3 separate regions of the Homo sapiens genome follow, and all the other regions are linked to region 1. A link is an interaction called in ENCODE POLR2A ChIA-PET data of the cell type or tissue named here. Cell type or tissue: GM12878. All regions are shown on one strand. Region 1 holds the start of LINC01685 (long intergenic non-protein coding RNA 1685). Region 2 has its middle 84 kb from the start of LINC01685. Region 3 overlaps LOC105378658 (a long non-coding RNA gene).

Evidence for each region. Peaks named below come from ENCODE experiments on the same cell type or tissue, not always from the same donor. Only the 100,000 strongest peaks of a DNase experiment are listed, where the experiment ranks them.
Region 2: POLR2A ChIA-PET joins it to region 1 with 18 read pairs; 3 of 35 experiments call an interaction of 5 or more read pairs at or near these places.
Region 3: POLR2A ChIA-PET joins it to region 1 with 16 read pairs; 3 of 35 experiments call an interaction of 5 or more read pairs at or near these places.

What each region holds. Positions count from the first base shown.
Region 1 is chr1:38,472,845-38,476,844 of GRCh38, forward strand. LINC01685 (long intergenic non-protein coding RNA 1685) reads left to right here and starts at 2,352. Exons shown (of 3, transcript NR_146761.1): 1 at 2,352-2,980; 2 at 3,349-3,411; 3 at 3,543-3,640. All of the region lies in intron 2 of LOC105378657 (a long non-coding RNA gene), which reads right to left. RefSeq lists enhancers at 1,701-1,760, 1,791-1,900, 2,181-2,360. In GM12878, no CTCF peak of the experiment used is centred here; DNase peaks (open chromatin) are centred at 1,771, 2,087 and 2,627; H3K4me3 peaks cover 2,863 bases; H3K27ac peaks cover 2,892 bases.
Region 2 is chr1:38,557,677-38,561,676 of GRCh38, forward strand. No RefSeq gene overlaps it. Among named protein-coding and RNA genes, the nearest start is that of LINC01685, 84 kb to the left of the region's middle. RefSeq lists enhancers at 1,379-1,468, 1,770-2,385. In GM12878, a CTCF peak has its summit at 1,023; DNase peaks (open chromatin) are centred at 1,125, 1,975 and 2,349; H3K4me3 peaks cover 1,547 bases; H3K27ac peaks cover 2,307 bases.
Region 3 is chr1:38,525,170-38,529,169 of GRCh38, forward strand. LOC105378658 (a long non-coding RNA gene) reads left to right here. Exons shown (of 3, transcript XR_947211.3): 2 at 3,094-3,208. Among named protein-coding and RNA genes, the nearest start is that of LINC01685, 52 kb to the left of the region's middle. RefSeq lists a cis regulatory region at 2,225-2,428 and an enhancer at 2,362-2,481. In GM12878, no CTCF peak of the experiment used is centred here; a DNase peak (open chromatin) is centred at 2,322; H3K27ac peaks cover 1,106 bases.

The DNA of each region.
Region 1 (4,000 bases):
CACAGGGGAAAAGCTTTATGACATAAGCTATGGCAATTATTTCTTCACTATGATGCTGAAGCACAGGCAACAAAAGAAAATGTAAATAAATTGACCTTCATCAAAATGTAAAACTTCTGTGCATGAAAGGACACAACCAATAGAGTAAAACGATAACACACAGAATGGGAAAAAATATTTGCAAATTATATTTCTGATAAGGAGTTACTATCCAGAATATATAACTAAACCACAACCAAAAACCCAACCTGATTAAAAAATGGGCAAAGGATTTGACTAAACATTTCTCTAAAGAAGATACACAAATGGTCAATAAGCACATGAAAGGATGCTCAACATCACTAATCATTAGAGAGATGCAAATCAAAACCACACTAAGATACCACCTCACACACATTAGAATAGTGACTGTCAAAAAATTCCAGAAAATAACAAGTGCTGGTGAGGATGTGGAGAGAATTTGCCCTGTTGGTGGAAATGTAAAATGATGAAGCTGCTATAGAAAACAATATACTGGTTCCTCAGAAAATTTAACAGGAATTATCATGTGATCAGTAATTCTACTTCTGGGTATATACACAAAAGAATTGAAAGCAGGGTCTTGCACATATATCTGTACATCCATATTCACAGCAGCATGATTCTCGGTAGCCAAAAAGTGGAAGCAACTCAAGTGTCCATTGACAGATGAATGCATAAGCAACATGTGGTATATATACATACAATGGAACATGAGTTAGTCTTAAAAAGGAAGGCGATTCTGATACATGCTACAACATGGATGAACCTTGAGGGCATTCGCCAAGTGAAATAAGGCAGTCACAAAAGGAAAAATACTGTATAATTCCTCATATTCCACTTATATGAGGCATCTCGAGTCGTCAAATTTATAGACAGAAAATGAATGGTAGTTGCCAGGAGCTGAGGATAGGGAGAAATGGGAAGGTGTTTAATGGATACAGTTTCAGTTTTGCAAGATGAAAGGAGTTCTAAGGTAGTGGTGACGTTTGCACGACATTGTGAACATAATACCACTAAACTGTATATTTAAAATGGTTAAGATGATAAATTTTGTTGTGTGTATTTTATCCCAATCTAAAAAAGTATCAGTTCCTTCTCTATTAATTTCTATGATGAAACCTCTCAGAGCCCGGAATGGCCCCTTGCATCTAGCATGCATCAATAAATGCGTAAGCGGACGGATGACCAGATCCAGAGTTGGAAGTTACCTTTGGTGAAACCCTCTACCCAGCCTGAATCCTTCCAGGTTGTAGGACACTCACTACCTCTCAAAGCATGTCATTTCTTCTTCATTAGAAAATTCTTCTTCATGCCACCTTTAAGCTGAAATATGACTTCCCTGTAATATTTCCCCTTCCTCGGTGATCATAGCTCTGCCTTCCAGGCCCAGAAAGAACAGGTCAAATTTCTACCTCATCTGACCACCTTCATGCAATAAAAGACAGAGCTCTGTGCACTTGGAGAGTTAAAGCCTCACCCCAAATGCATCTTCCCGGCAGAGAGACAGTCCTTTTGCAGTTAAATCACACTGAAAATCCTCAAGAGGAATATCTGTTTCTGGTTCATTCCAGAGATGCACTAAATGGCAAGAACATGGAGGCAACACATGGACCCGATGGAGTCTCCTTGTGGGAGGGGACTCCCATCTTTGAAGAACAAGAACTATTTATCTAGGAATAGAGAAATCTCTGAGTGAGACACCACCTGTCTTGAAGATGATTCTATGGCAGAGGAAGCCTTGTTTTGGGTCTAAGTCCATAGTATATACGTTACAGCAAAGCAGATTTCAACTCAATTATTTAAAAAAGACTGTAGAACTGCAAGTGCATAAAAACTCATAGAATAGTAGTAACTGTAGGAATCATTACTATTAGGCCCCAGCTTGAACTTCATTGCCCCTTTGAATTCAGGAAATAAATAAGCACATGTACACATACGCACACCCCATATGTCACACCAGGCATTGTGGCGCCATCCATGACTGACACTAAACATTCTAGAAGTATTTCTGTTTTCATGCAGATACACACAGCACAGCTAGTTTCAAAATTAAACCACAATGAAAACTGTCACTACTGACAAGGAACTATGCAAAGACCTTCGGTCTCAGGCCCTTGCTCACTCAGGAGTACCTTGAGACCTGTTTCTTCCTGTTCAGCTGCAGTCACGGTTCTAACCTGGTTCTTCTCACGGCTGGTATCCTCTGACCTTTTATGTCTTGGCAATGACTTCCATGCATTTTGGCAGTGACTGCCTGAATCTCTGATTCAACCCTGATCGCAGCCTCTCGGGCTTTCTCGCTCCTTTAATTCTTTCCGCGGATGGCCACGGCTTTTGCCGCCTGTACCCTTCCTGGAGCAACCCGTGCTTTTGAAAAATGACCATGCCGAAGGGGAACTAACACTCCCAGCCTGGTGCGGGTCTTGTCAATCTGATTTTTAAATGATGGAGGAGGAGGTTTGAGGACAAAGCTCATGGTGGCATTACCACTATCAGGGACGCTGCAAAGATCAAGTGAAAAGGGGAAAAGGCTCTTCTCAATGTGAGCACATTCACAGGCTCTGAGAACAGAGAGGTATTTAAAGTGAACTGGAACAAACCTGCAACATCCGGTGCGTTCTGCCTTCAAAAATAGCTGCCAGTTAGAAAGGGTTATTTACATATTGATTTCATGCTAACTTTGTAATGGAATGTGCTGCCTGCCTGCCTGCCTGAGACCTAACAACTGTCATCATAATTTTTTCTAAAAATACAGTCAGAGAAAAACACTCATTGAACCCTCCACTGGAAAGTAGCTGCAAAAGACCCCCTGATCCCAAACCTGCTTGACAGACCACAGCCAAGGGCAGGGACACTCAACAACTGTAAACGAGGAACATTTCACAGCGGCAGCTGGCCCCTCTCTTCTTCCAACCAGCCAATATTTTTTGTCTTTCTAGAAAACCTGTCTTGTTCAAAGGTAAGAGTGCTGGGGAGTGGGGGGATGCCTCCCTGGAGCAGAGCAGCCTTTGTAGAAACTCCAGCTGGCCTCTCTTCAGAAATAATGGATGGAAAAGGGGCCCGAGTGGCCCACCAGCACCAGCGCTCCACCCTGGGCGCATTTCTGCCACGGTTTCTCCTGGCATCTCTCTACCAAGGATCCCCACTTCTCGCCCCTCCTAATAGCCAGCTTCTAGTGATTCTCACTTGGACTTTTTCCGAACCCATCCCCAACTCACCCCACCCCCACCCCCAGGTTTGTCTCTGTGGATCCCACAGAGCTGAGCCCAGGCAGTTCTGTCGTCGTTCCCCAGTGCAATATTAGCAATTTAAATGCCTCTTTGCCAGGCCTGATGGAGCTGATTCGGTTGTGATCCTGGGCATATGGATGGCATATTTGCTGCGAGCTAGGTGAGACGCGTCCCAGAAGGACCGCTGCCAGCCCCCGCAGCCGCCTTCTCCTGCTCCCGGGAGGCTGGGGCTGGCCGCGGAGCAGCGAAACCGGCCGGATCCAGGGTAACTGCGGCCCACTTTGTTTTCAGCCGGCCCCCGCTGCTGCGGACAAATCTTTCATTCATGAACAGGAGCTTGTTAGGCCAACTCCGGACTCTAAAGCCACTTAATTAAATTGTGGAAAGTCGCTTGGTCCCGGTGGGAAATTTGCACACAAAGACCCGGGGTCCGCGCCCCCCCCACCCAGGAGCGCCGCCACAAAACCGGGCCTGGCCTCCCCCCGGCCCGCGCCCCTGCCCCTCCGCTCCCCGCGCCCTCTCCACCGCCGCAGCCGCAGCGAAAGCGGCGCCCCCTCATTAGAGGGCGTTTGTTAGGGAATGTTTTCCCAGCGATTCACTGACGGGCCTTTCATTCCTCCCTCCGCAATCAAGGGCGGCAAGTGCAGCCTGAGAGCCCTCCACGGCCTGATTGCTGAAAGAATTTCCAAAAGGAAAGAGTGTAAACAGGTACATTGAAAAAGCCTCTTTTCAACAATTATGTAAACATT
Region 2 (4,000 bases), 85 kb after region 1:
CCTCTGCTCTGAGTCCAGGGCCTCTGCCCTCTGCCTCTGCTCTTTAGCTTCCTTGGCCAGGTGAGGCCCACTTTCTGGAGTCCAGACAGCCTCCTCTTTTCTTCAGCAGTGAAGCTTACGGCCTCTCTTCCAGAAGGGTGGGCAGGGATCCCACCTTAGCATTCCCCAGCTCTGAGCTGGGGTCACAGTTAGGATACAACTACTTCAAAGGGGTCTTCAGGCCAGTGAACCCTCTGACCCTTTTCTGACCTCCCCGCCTTTTTCTACCTGCCAAACTCAGCACTTTCCCTCCCTTCCTTTATGCCCTTGACTCAAGCCTCGGATTCATTTTTTAAAATATTTACATTTCCACCCTTCTTCAGGGGACTCTGTCTCTCTAATAAATAGAACATGAGCAGCTGCTCTCACCTGACCCTGCAGCAGCACTGGGGGTGGTGGGGAGCCCTGGCTGCTGCCATTCCTCTCCACGCAGGCGCCCTGGTCAGACCCGCTTCTTCCACGCTGCCCTGACGGCCACCCACCCCCAGTCATTGTCTGATCCCACTCCCAGGAGCCCAGCGGAGCCCTGCCCTCCCCCTCATTAAATCAGTGGCCATGCTCCTAGAGATGCGACAGAGGCAGCTGCCTGGCTTCCCAGACCCTTGTGGGCCCAAGGGGTTGATTAGCATATTGTTGTAAGGAAAGAAGCCTGGAGTAATCCTTTTTCCTATTGATGGTAAATAACATTACCTGAAGGTTCCTCCACCCCTCCAGCCGGCCAAAAGCAGCCAGAGAAAGCTCTGATTCTCCTCTCCTGTTCTCTCCCTCGTCCCCAACTCCCCTCCTCCTCCCCCTCTCCCTCTCACCTCCTTTCCCCCCCTCCATTACTCTTCTCCCCAGCCCCCTTCTATCTTCACCTTAGCTCCCTCCTCTTTTAAAAAATGCAAACACAGGAGCCACCAGGAAGCAGCTCATCGTCTCCTCTGAAGAGGCCAGGCTTCTGCCTCCCTTACAGCTGGGGGCGCCTTCGCAGGACCAGTGCTTTGCTCTGCCTGGAAAGCCATGGGAATGACAAATCTTTGGACAAATTACTGATTTCTCATCTAATTTACATCCAATTAGTGTGAGTGAAATGAATCATGTGGTCAGCCCCTCAGGGGAAACATTGAGATAACAAATACCCAGGGCTTCTTTCCTGGGGAACTGACGGGCCCTGGGGGAAGTCCATGATTTACCCCTCGGGTCAGAGGCCCCCTCCCTTCCCCCAGGCAGGTTACCCAGCCCATAGATCAACCCCGCCCCCTCCCAGCCGCCTGGACAGGCCCCAGTGAGTTCAGGCCGGTAAAAAGGATGGGCTGGGAGAGGACCAGGTCTCACGTTGCGCCCCGACTGTGGAGATCCACTTCAGATCTGAGTGCAGCCATGAGGTTTTGGAGCAAGTGCCAAGTCCTGGGCTGGCGGCCCTCATGCCTTGAATCTCCGCCACCCCCATAAGGACGTGGAGAGGTAGGCAGTCCCAGGCTGGTGATCCTAACTGGTGTTTTGCTGCTATTCACCGCATCTCAGGCCCCCGTTTTCAATGCTTAGCGCCGTGGCTCTTAACCCTCACGACAACGACAACATACTCTAGAAGGCAGGCACTACTAGGGCCTCTGCTTTACAGGGAGGGGAACTGAGACTGAGACAGGAGTTAGCCAGGAAGCTGCGGGGCTGAGAGTTTTGGACACCGGCAGTGTGATCCCAGAGTCCAGGCACTTAACCATCAGGGCTCCTTCTGCTACGTGCATTTTGCAGAGGAGGAAACTGAGTCTCAGAGTGGTGCAGGGGAAGTCACTGGCCAAGGTCACGGAGCGCTTTTTGGCAGATCAGGAAGGTCAAGTCCGGTACGATTCTTCCGCTTGCAGCTTCGTGTTGCTCGGTGCGCAGGGCAACGTCAGAGCACCTCTGACTCCAGGGAGGTGGAAGCGGCTTCCGGGGTGAATGCGGTTGGATCGTGCGAGGCCGCCACCACTGCCAAGAAAAGAAACACACCACCGCACACCTTGCCATCCCTGGGTCACCACTTCCTTCTTCGTGTATGAAGAGCAGCAGACGGAACTCAGCAATGTTTTTCTAACACAAGAAGGATGACTTTCCGAAATCGTTTGAAGTGGGAAGACTGGGGCGAGCGGGCGGGGCGGGGCGGGGGGCGAGCGGGAGGGGCGGGGCGGGGGCACGGGCTTCTTGTCTGAACAGTGCAGTGGCTGCATGTTTGGGGTGAGCTTGATCTTCCTGTGTAAACTTGTTTCTAGTCTGCTATTTAAAACCTGGCATATGGATGGGATCTCAGCTTCCAGTACTGGCAGTTCTTAACATTCACAGCGACTAAATAAAAAGGGAATTTTAAAAACCAAATGCAGTTTTACCCCATAATGAGGCAAAGAGAGAAGTACTAAGAAGTTAACAACTCCCGAACTCAGGCTCAGCCAACCCTGTAAATGTGGGGGCCTCTGCAATGCAGCGTGGGGTTCAGAGGAAAGGAAACGACATTTTCTGAGTACCTAAGGTAGGCCTTAGCTTTTTGTGCTGGGGGCTTAGCCCCAGGGTTAGGATTAGGGTTAAGGGGATGGCCTTCGTAGTCAGCCACCAGGTTTTGAAGCCCAGCTCTGTCACTCACTACCTGAGTGACCTTGGAAAAGTTACTTTACCTCTCTGAGCTTCCTCAGCCCTAAAACAGGCCTAAAAGCAGGACCTAACTCACAAGGATGCCATCAAGATTATGTGAGCTAATGTTTGTAAAGTGTGTAGCTTGATACTCCGCACATACTAAGTGTGGAAAAAAAAACCCGGTATTATTACCTGCACATCTGCTGGGGCCGTGAGGATTATTTTCCCCATTTTCGGCTATTGAGGCTGCAGAGGATGCTATATGTGCATGGAAGGGGGTGCATCTCTTTCGAGGGCTGAAGACAACCTGTAATCCCGGGAATGGTAAACAGAGTAAGAAGAGAGGCCTGAGATGGTTAGGGAGTGAAAACACTGAGAACAGGTTCTGGAAAGAAGGAAGGGGCTATAGCGGGCATGTGACTTAGGTCACCATGGGCAGGAGCAGAGTCACAAGGCTCCTGGGGCAGCAATCAGGTAGATTCCTCTCTGGGACCCCAGTAACAACAAAAATTATTACGTGCTTACTATGTGTCTGGCACTGTTCCAACTACTTTACAAGTTTCATTTGTTTGTTTTCACTTAAGCCTCAGAATGGTTTATCGAAGTGGTTATTATTATTTTTGAATAGGAAATCAAGGCTCAGAGAATAAAGATCCAAGGTCACACAGCTAGAGAGTGAGTGACGGGGCTGGGTAGTCAGGCTCCTTAACTAAACCTGCTTGGTTTACTGCCTCTACCAACACAGGTCTTGGCACCAGGGGCATTTTATAGCAGAGAATAAGTAATTGTCCTGCGAGGAAGGTAGAAACAGCCCCTTTTGTCTAAGTAGACAATCAACTTAGCTGTCAGCCTCATTCATCTCATTGGGGCAGAGGCCCCTAAGACTCATTCAGGACTGCTTGCAGAGTGCCTTGACAATCAGACCACACCACTTGAACAACCAGCAAAGAGCCTGTTCCCTGACCACCCCCACGAGGGAACCAATACTCCCTAGATGTGTGACCTCAGTTTCCTGATCTGTAAAATGGGAAGATCATGGTACCTACATCCTAAAACTGTTAGTGAGAATTAAGTAAAGCAGCTAGAACTGTACCTGGCACAGACTTCTCAGTTCTGTTGTTGTAACCAATGAGGAAACGGAGGTTCCGAGTGGTGAAGCGACTTGTTCAACTGCACAGCAGCAGATGAGATCAATATCAGAAATGTTTCCTTTGAACACTGCTTGGTCAGCAGGGCTGGAAATGGGGCCATGGGTGTTGCTGGGGAAATTGTCTGGGGCACCTGCTGGAATCCAGTGATCTGAAGGACCACGACCCCAGTGATGTCTTGGGTCATCTTTGACTCACTTGTCTCAAAACACATGGATGAATGCCCC
Region 3 (4,000 bases), 52 kb after region 1:
CTGGGCGACAGAGCAAGACTCCGTCTCAAAAAAAAAAAAAAAAAAAAGAAAGGCTGTCCTTTCCCAATTGAATGGTCTTGGGCACCCGTGTTGAAAATCTTATGTGCTTCTTACATTGTGAATGGCCACAGATTTCAATGTACTCTGTAGCTAAATGTGAAAAATAAAATAGCAACACCTTACACTTGTATAAGGTGAAGGAAAGGTAATACAATTGTATGTTTATATAGTACCTTATAATGTGCAGCAGCTTTGTGTAGATAAAACAATTCATGGATTTGGGAGTCAGGCTGTCTGGGTTTGAATTCTAGCTTCTCAACTTCCTAGCTGCATAACCTCAGGCAAGCCACTTAACCTTTCTAGGCCTCAGCTTCCTCATCTGTAAAATGGGCATATCCTATCCACTTCATAGTATTGTTATGAGGATTAAATTAGATAATTCACATAAAGCACTTAATACAGTTCCCAACACATAGTAACCGTGTGGTACAGATAGCTATTGCAATCATTAATCTTTAACATCATATCGTAGACTGGCTTATATTCATTATTTCCTGTGGTTCCCACATTGACCCTGTAAGGTAAGCAGGATAATAACAGTAGTGTCATTATAGAAACAGGTAAGGTTGGGCTCAGAAGGTATCTTGCTAGACCAAGGCAATGTGGCGAGGAGGTGGCAGGACAAAGTCTGTGTTTTTACCACCACCCATAAAAGGGACACTATCAGAAATAAAGCAGGTTTTACGCAGAGGTCTGGTTCCTGGGCCAATGTTCCTTTTACTGAGAAACTTGTCTGTCATCACTCTTTTTAAGACAGAGATGGTTTACTGTTTTCTACCTTTAACAAAAATCAAAAGAAGCTATGGCACAGTGAGGGTCAGTGTCCTGTGTACGGCAGACCCAGAAATCAGGACAAGACCAGGAACAGACAACAGATGTCCCCTGTAGAGCTGAATTTCACAGAATCAGAATAAACTACCATGGGCTCATCAGAAAATTCCTCCAGTAATTATAAAAGTCTTAAACGTGCAATAACAAATTCATGCAACACCACCTCCTGGCCACAAAGACCGAATGAACCACTGTAGGTACGAACTGCTACGAGTGTGGGAGCTTTCTGTCACTCCAGACTTAAGAAAAGATGAAAGACTGAACTAAAATGAATATAAAGACGGCTGTTTAAATTCATTAAAGAGATAGTTACACATGCTCTGAAAAGAGAGTTGTTAGGCACCTACCATGGGCAAGATGTGTCGGAAATGTGTGGATATAAAGATAATAATCTTTGAGAAGTTTCAAAACAGAGGGAAAAAATGCAAATAAGAAAGAACTTCAGGCCAGGCACAGTGGCTTGCGCCTGTAATCCCAGCACTTTGGGAGGCCAAGGCGGGCTGATTACTTGAGGTCAGGAGTTCAAGACCAGCCCGGCCAACATGGTGAAACGCTGTCTCTACTAAAATTAAAAAAAAAAAATTAGTTGGGCATGGTGGTACACGCCTGTAATCTATTCGGGAGGCTGAGGCAAGAGAATCACTTGAACCCGGGAGGCGGAGGTTGCAGTGAGCTGAGATGGCACCACTGCACTCCAGCCTGGGTGACAGAGCAAGACTCCATCTCAGAAAAAAAGAAAAAAAAAAAGAACTTCAATTTAAAGCAGCAAATATTAAGTGCCTTAACAGTTTCTTTTGGAACTTCTAACAAGCAATTTCTATCAACTGAGGCAAAAGTCTTAAGTTCCCCCAAACCAATGTCCCATTGGTTACTTTCAACCAAAAAAACTGCCTGGTGGGTTCAGCCTCTCTGGAGGCTGTCAGTATGCAAAACTTCTTCAATATCTTCAAGCAGTAAAGGGAAACACAGCCATCCTGATGTAATAATGGGATGGATGAGGAAGCTATACATTTCTTTGGATTTACGATTTGGCTGTCTCCTTCACCTCCATCTGTGCCAAACCATACGGGGACGCTCCTGATTAATCATCTGTGGAAAAAGTACATTACTGCAAGGTGCATGTTCTCACGCAAGTGCTTTCAACCAGACCCTGGGAAGTTGGTGAGAGGCTTTCGGGACAGGAGCTTCACAGAGGACATCATGTATTTGGCCTCTCCTGTACCTCACTGCTGTCTAAAACTGGAATGGAAAGAAATGCTTTCAGGATCAGGGAGAATAGAAAAGTGATGCCGGCTTGAGTGTAAACCTCAGTGTGTGGCTGGGCAGCTGTCAAGAAAGCCACCTGAACAGGTGACTTGGGGGTGACACCTCATCTGGTCTGTCCTGAGAGAATTTAACCAGCCACCAGGGGTAGGCTGATGTCATGGAAAGAGGCGGGCTTTGGAGGAACGCTGGTTCACATTCCGGTTCTGCCACTTGGTGTGTGAACCTCAGCAAGGTTTCAGTTTCCTTTTCTAAAAAGGACAGAACCCCTATTCTAGAGAGTGATTGTGGTAGTGAGCTTCTAAATTAGCTCCCATCCTGGAATTCATGCCCTTATATAATCTCTGCCACTTGGGTGTGAGCTGGACCTAGTGACTCACCTCTGATGAAAAGAATATGGCAAATATGATGGGACGCCGCTTCTAAGACTCAGACATAAGACTATGACTTATATCTTGCTTGCATTCCCTCTTGGCCCTTTCCCCCTGCTGCTCTGATGAACAGGCTACCTTGCTGTGAGCTGTCCAATGGAGAGGACCATGTGGCAAAGAACTAAGCACCGCCTCCAGCCAACAGCCCACAAGGAGCTGAATCCTCCCAACAACCCCATGAAGGAGCTCAGAAACAGATCCTCCCCCAAGTCGAGGCTTAAGACGATATAGCACAAGCAACCCTTTGATTGCAGCTTACGAGAGACCCTGAGACAGAGGATCCAGCTATGCTACATGCAAATTCCTGAGTCACAGAAACTTTGAGATAATAAGTGGCTATTGTTTGAAACCACTAAGTTTGGGGATAATTTGTTATGCAGCAATAGATAACTAATACGGTAACGTTGAGAATTTAATAAGGTACCATGTGCCATAGCTAGTCCATACATGCATGGTAGCTGTTATCATTAGCAGGAGATGGACTAACTGCCTTCCAATTCATTTGTAGAAAGATGGTGGCATGGAGGCTGGGAAAGGGAAGGAGATGGCATTTTCCAGGAAATCACAAACTAAGCAGAAACTCAAAAGAAAAATACAACCAAGTGCCAACTATTTTTTGACAGGTGATCATCTCTCTTCTCCATAGTCCCAAAATATTTCCTTTGTGCCATGATTATAGAACCAGCATGGCTGGCCAGATACTATGCCATTGTCCCTTTCTCCCTTCTCCTGTCCTCAAAGGTAGGGGTCATGCCTTCATTTTCTCACTCCATCACAGTGTCAAACACCATCCTTTGCTGATGAGAATAATGTGTAATTGTTCTTTTTCCCATTCTAAAAAATTCAGTAAATTTTTCTTCCATTCTATTTCCTACTGGAATTCTCCTCTTCTCAAAGTCCATTTCACAGGCATCCCTCTCTCCACGGTCTCCCCAACCTGTAGCTCTCCTTCAAGATTATTTACTCCTGTGCTGCTCTGCACTACTGTTATCCAGCTGTTTATTAGAATTAGTGAATTAATGTGTTGCAGTCATCTCTCCCTCTAGCTGACAGCCTCCAGAACAGCAGGGACAATCTGTCTTATTCATTCTTGGGAGCTACAGTGGCCACTCCAAGTTTGAAGTAGGTTCTCAGAACCAGTGACTGGAGGAATAAATTATTTCAAACCGTTCTCTGAGATTCGAGTAAACAAACCTCTGAGGACAAAATGAGGGGGAAAAGCTCAGAGGACAGGTCACAAATTGCAACAGACTTTTTCAAACCCACTAGGGGCCATCAAGTCCCTTCCAAGCCAACCAAGTTTAAGAACCTGTGGGATCTTGCAGGTTTCTTTTCCAAGCCTGTTGTAGCTCCCTCCTGGCACCATTCCCAAGGCAAAGAAAATGGAGCTGTTAACATTGCCCCTACAATGAAAG